Regions from separate parts of the Homo sapiens genome. Here region 2 is linked to region 1. Evidence: chromatin loops called from intact Hi-C (ENCODE). Cell type or tissue: A673. All regions are shown on one strand. Each heading gives the region's core, and the rest is flanking DNA. Links, peaks and the distances in the headings are about the cores only. Region 1 holds the start of LINC01792 (long intergenic non-protein coding RNA 1792). Region 2 has its middle 32 kb from the start of SPATS2L.

Evidence for each region. Peaks named below come from ENCODE experiments on the same cell type or tissue, not always from the same donor. Only the 100,000 strongest peaks of a DNase experiment are listed, where the experiment ranks them.
Region 2: it touches region 1 in a loop (3.0-fold over the local background); 1 of 110 quality-filtered maps calls a loop at or near these places.

What each region holds. Positions count from the first base shown.
Region 1 is chr2:200,734,374-200,737,295 of GRCh38, forward strand. It overlaps LINC01792 (long intergenic non-protein coding RNA 1792), which reads right to left and starts at 804. Exons shown (of 3, transcript NR_037886.1): 1 at 664-804. It also overlaps the pseudogene AOX3P-AOX2P and the pseudogene AOX3P. In A673, for the core only: a CTCF peak has its summit at 1,517 (motif pointing left); a DNase peak (open chromatin) is centred at 1,498.
Region 2 is chr2:200,273,702-200,276,623 of GRCh38, forward strand. No RefSeq gene overlaps it. Among named protein-coding and RNA genes, the nearest start is that of SPATS2L, 32 kb to the right of the region's middle. In A673, for the core only: no CTCF peak of the experiment used is centred there; no DNase peak of the experiment used is centred there.

The DNA of each region.
Region 1 (2,922 bases), core at 119-2,618:
CAATCCACCCACCTCGGCCTCCCAAAATGTTAGGATTACAGGCATGAGCCACCGCACCTGGCCAGTTTTTATCATATATAAATTCCTACTCTCTTATTATTCATTTCATCTCATTTCTTGACTCTCATCTTTTACACTTATTTTAATGATTTGACTATTGTATTTGTATTTAATATGAATGCTTTCTATAAATAGACTCATGTAAGGCTTGTTTAGGAAATAAGTGAAATTGAATTAAATACGTATGTCTAACATGAATCTATTAAGTTTCTCAGCAGATGAAAAAGACCTTCCTTATAACAACACTTGTCATACCTGAAGAACATTATTTAGCCAGTTCTTAATCTTCTCTTTACCAGAATTGATCACAAAAATTTTAACTCATTTTTAGCTTTTGAAACAATGACAAGTTTACAGAAAATTTGCATGTACAGTACAAAGAATTTTTTTTACCCTGAATCATTTGAGAGTAAATTGCTGACCTAATGCCCCAAACCCCTGAACACTTAAGAGTTTAGTCCTACACACTATACAATATACCCATCAGAATCCAGAAATTAACAGCAGTTCACAACTACTATCTAATTATCAGACTCCATTCAAGATTCGCCAGTTGTCCCAATCAAGTATTTTATAGCAAAAATATTCAATACAGAATCTCACTTTTCATTTAGTTGTCCTGTCTCTGAGGTGTCCTGGAGCAGGAATCAGGTCTCCCCTCTCTCTTTGACATCATGACTTTGACACTTCGGAAGAGTTTGGCCAGTTATCTTGTCCAATGTCTCCCATTTTGAGTTTGTCTATTGTTTTGTCGTGGTTAGATCGATGTTATGAGTCTTTGTCAGAATATTACAAAAGTGACTCTGTGTTCCCCTCATGGCATCCTGCCAGGTGACACATGACTTCAACATGTCCCACTTGGTTAAGATGGTGTCTACCAGGACTCTCCACAGTGAGGTGGTTTTTCTCCTTCTGTAGTTAATAAATATTCTGTGGGGAGATACTTTGAAACTATGTAAATATATTGTTCCTCATTAAACTTTCTGTTTATTTTTTATTATTATTATTATTTTTTGAGACAGACTCTCGCTCTGTCGCCAGGCTGGAGTGCAGTGGTGCAATCTCAGCTCACTGCAACCTCCACCTCCCAGATTCAAGCAATTCTCCTGCGTCAGCCTCCCGAGTAGCTGGGACTACAGGTGTGCGCCACCACGCCCAGCTAATTTTTGTATTTTTAGTAGAGACAGGGTTTCACCATGTTGGCCAGGATGGTCTCGATCTCTTGACCTCGTGATCCACCCGCCTCAGCCTCCCAAAGTGCTGGGATTACAGGCGTGAGCCACTGCGCCTGGCCAACACTCTTTTTGTTACTGCCATTCTACCCCTCAGGTCCACCCCACAGCCTGTCCAATTAGCTATGTGAGTTAACTGCTCAGTTTGGTCTCTGCAAAGCAGAGCTAAAACAAACAATGCGCCTTCCTTTAGGGCTCTTAAAATTAAAGCATGAGTACCCTCTAGTGGCTTGCAGGAAAGTTTCCACGATTCTCGAACTTTTCCTAAGTCCCAGATGAGTGAAGGACACTGGCAGGGGTGGGATGTACTGGAGCCAGATGTGTTCCCCACCAGCACACCCAGGAAATACATTTTTGCACAGCTGTAATTTTGACTTAAACATTTGTTTAAGGTTTGCATGCTCAATCATATGACCTACATGTTTGGCTCAGTATACATTTGTTTTCTCAAAATCTTTAGTATAGTGAGTGCTCCAGAAAGTCATTGCATGTTTACCTCATAGACCCATGAACTCTGAAAAGCATAGAGTTCCACTGAAATGCCCTTTCTGAGAATCAAAGTTGAAGTTCTTTTCACTTGCATTGGAAGAAACCTAGATTTTGTGACCAGAGATGGAATAAAATATGAATAGAACCACATTAAGTAGAATGTTCTCAGTATAGCCTGGCAGAAGGTGTGTCGTGCCTAGCATGAGGTGACATGGTGATGTGTGCAATGGAAATGGAGTTATTTGGCTTCAAACTGTGTTTGAACTCTTATGAGGATTCAGGCAATAGAGCAGACAGGGATACTTCAATCCCCACTGGGGTTGAACTGCCCTTTTCCCTCTGTGTCAAATAAGAGGTGGTGATGCTGGTCTATGTGATGCTTCTGACCTTAATAATAATTATGTTTTTTTGTTTCTGGTTTCTCCTCCACTAATAAGGCTCTGGGTCTTCTCCTTAGGGAGAAGGAATTGTATGACTGAAAAAAAAAAAAAAAAAAAAAAAAGCTTGATTTTCCTAGTACTCCTGCAACGATAAGGCAGGCCAGGACCTTCCAGAAGTTAAAAAACAGGCTCCACTGAAACCTGTGATAAGGAAGCAACAGACCATCACTGATGGGTCTGGGATGAAATTAGATCCCCTGTTACAGAGTACATTTTAGGAGACGCTAAAACAGAAACAGGGTGAGAACTCCAGGCTGAGACATTCCAGCGGGGAGGGATAGTTTAGATTTGTTTAGCATAAGGATAACAAGGAGCAGCTCATGGTTCCCTTATCAACTAAATTAGCTGAGATTACTGAGGCAGCGGGGTGTTGCATGAGTATGCTGGCAAGGTGGGGGAGGTGTCATGCCAAGTACATTCTTAATATTGATAAAATACAGCTATGTAGGAGGGTGAAATATTCTCAAAGATTAGTCAACAAGAGATAAATCAAAGCCCAACCTGATAAAAACAGACTAACTGCAATTAGAACCAGCCCAGCTAGTAATGTCAAGTCACTCTACGTTAGTGTTTCATTCTGCAAACCCCGGGTGTGAAGGATTAATTTTAAAAGGCTGCCTAACTCATCTCCTGGGGGTTTGGGTGACTACTTCACTTTTTAAGACTGATTTGAACCCTTTCATCCTTACTGAAGAAAAACC
Region 2 (2,922 bases), core at 167-2,666, 460 kb before region 1:
TTCAATCATGGCTCTCAAGGTGTAGTGCTTGGTCTAGAGATGCACATGTGGTCCAAATAGAGCCAATCAAAGTCCATTTCTGGGACTGCCATATGAACACAGTAGAGACAGCTATTTTTTTTTACTGTGATTTCTAACCAGGTACTACGGGAAACTTGCCCACCATGTGTTGTTGATAGGTGCAGCAAAGCAAACCACCATGGCACACGTATACCTATGTAACAAACCTGCATGTTCAGCACATGTATCCCAGAACTTAGAGTAAAATAAAAATAAATAAATAAATAAATAAAATGCAAAAGAAAAAAAAAGTAAAAGTTAGGCTGAGTTCTGTTGCTTAGAACCAGGAGTCCTGACTTAAAAAAAAAACAAAAAATCTGTGTTGCCCTTAAACCTTCCTGGTCATCAGTGAATGAAGCTGCTTCCTTAAATCTCTGAGGTGACAAAGCACAAAGCAGAGGGCCTGGAGCAGAGCCTCTGCTCTTCATTTGCTGTACCCCATAAAAACAGCTATCTTGGATATGAGTTCACTGTGTCTCCCAGGTCTCTTCCGGAAGGATTTGGAGCAATCTCTGCCACTTTCGGGCAGTATCAAGGATGTTGCTGAGGGCAGCATCTGTGGAATTCTAAGTATCCAAGGCAGTCTTCACCTCCCTACTAGCAATTTAAGCAGTTTTTCCATCAGGTCTTAGGACTTGACCCTTTTTCTTTGCTCTGGTTCTCTACAGATACTGAGCAATGACTTGAGATCACTGACCTAAGGTTTCTACCTCCACAAAGAGCAGTATTTCAGCTCACTCTTCTTGGTGATGAATAAATTGACTTCCAACTATGAATAATCTGAAAATAAGCATTTTGTGGACTCTCACTGACCATTGTTAAATCGGTAAGTCATTAATCAATTTCAATTACCTGGCACGATGAGAGGGTGAGGTCTGAAAACTATTGTCATGGGTGATATGTGGTCTATGGTTTCTGAGTCTGAAATTCGGTTACTTAAAACACATGCAAAAAGTAGCTGAGGTTTCAGCCTCACAAGCTCTGATAATTTACCACTAAAAATAAGCATGTGCTCAAGAGACAACTACTATGTAAACACTCTCAGAAAGATTTTTCAGCATCTGCATACAGAAGCTGTCATCCTATACCCAGAGAAGCTGAGGGCACAGCACACAAAGAACGCTTTATCTTTGGGGGAAGCCAGCATCTGCTGAGCATGAAGCAAAGGCAGGACAAAGGACTGCTTCTCTTATTCAGGCAGAGAAATGAAACGTGATTCATTGTTTTGTCTTAAGCAGTTGCACATTTATTGTTCCAATATTTAGGGGCTAAATATTGGAGCTTGCCTTTCATTAGAAACTTAAGGCCTATCTTGAGTATCAAAGGTGCTTATTGAGAAGCAGAGATGTTCAACATGTTTTGTTCTCACTGAGTACGCAAGGCCATGTCCAGCATACTACTTGGCACTTAGTAGGCACTTAATTAACTGCATTTCTCACCCATCTTTTTATTAATACTGTTTTACCTTCCTTTTAGCAAATATGACTTATAAAAGTCAGAACTATATGGCAGGTAAATTTGGACACGAACACTATAAAATCAAAAGACTTTTTCCTTTACCTTGGGATGATTTTAAATCTCAAGTCCCCTCACTCAGGGTGTATTTGAAATATAACAATATATGTACAGCTGAGCCATGAAATTTTTAGCATATGAAAAACAGGACACACATTTGTGCATGCTGTTTTGTCCCCACCAGGATTTGCAAAGGGAGGGTGAGAAGAATTGACTGAAAGAACAGCTGTTTAGTGAGGCAGGAAGTTGAAACTATTTAACTTAAAATTAGGTTTGGGGATTATCTGAGGTCTTCAAAGAGTGATACGATTTGTATTCTTCATTATCACAAGTAAATAGGAGTAGGAGACTGTAGTGTGTGTGAATTTACTGTGTTGCGACAAGGAAGCCTCCAGAATCATCAATTCATGGATTTATGGGTTTGGAATGTGAATTTTTGCCATGGATCTCACACTCTTCGTGATGATGATGAGTTGCTTTGGCCGACCCATCTGAGACACAGAAACTCCTGCCAAGATGAGGAGGTTGGGGAATGATATGTGGATGGCAGGGAAAGCCATGCTGCTTGAAACTCTACTTACTCTGCTGGTTTGCAAGTCTGAAAGCCTAAGCTTGCCCCACAATATAGGTCAGACTTCCCAGAATAAACCAGCCTTCCAGCTGAACCTCGCTCCTTGCCAGCCCACCCTGGCCCCATATGCTGCCAGGTTATTCACATCTACTACAACTAGATGTTGTAGTGAAATACTCCAGGCCTGAACTTGAGCGTTCACAGGCATCTTTTAAATTTAGGCAGATGGTTTAGTTTCTTTTCTCTTATTTTGAGTTCATTTATGGTTTTGTGATTTTGTATAATTACACATAACATTAACTAAGGAGGAGTAAGGTTTTTCATGGTTCCTAATTATCTAGGGTCTGATTCTTGCTTTTAGCACTTACATAATTATAACTGACATTTCTGGCTAACTCCTTTCCATTCTTGCTCCCTAAATCGGAATTTATGAAGACTATCCCTTAATTCTAGTGCTCAGTAAGTCTTGTATAGGGAACTTAATGTCAGAAGCCCAGAATTTTAGAAACAATTCTGTGACTAATTAACTCCATAGACTTGAGTAAGTCCTGGACTCTAAGACCTTATGATGGTTCATTTTACGTGTCAACTTGAGTGGGCCATAGTGCCCAGATATGTGGTCAAACACTAATCTGGATGTTTCTGTAAGGGTGTTTTTGGATTGGTGGACTTTGAGTAAAGCAGATTGCCATTCATCATGTGAGTGGTCCTCATCCAGTAAGTTTAAGTCCAGAAAAGACCAAAAAGGCTAACTTACCCGCTTAAGAGTGAATTCT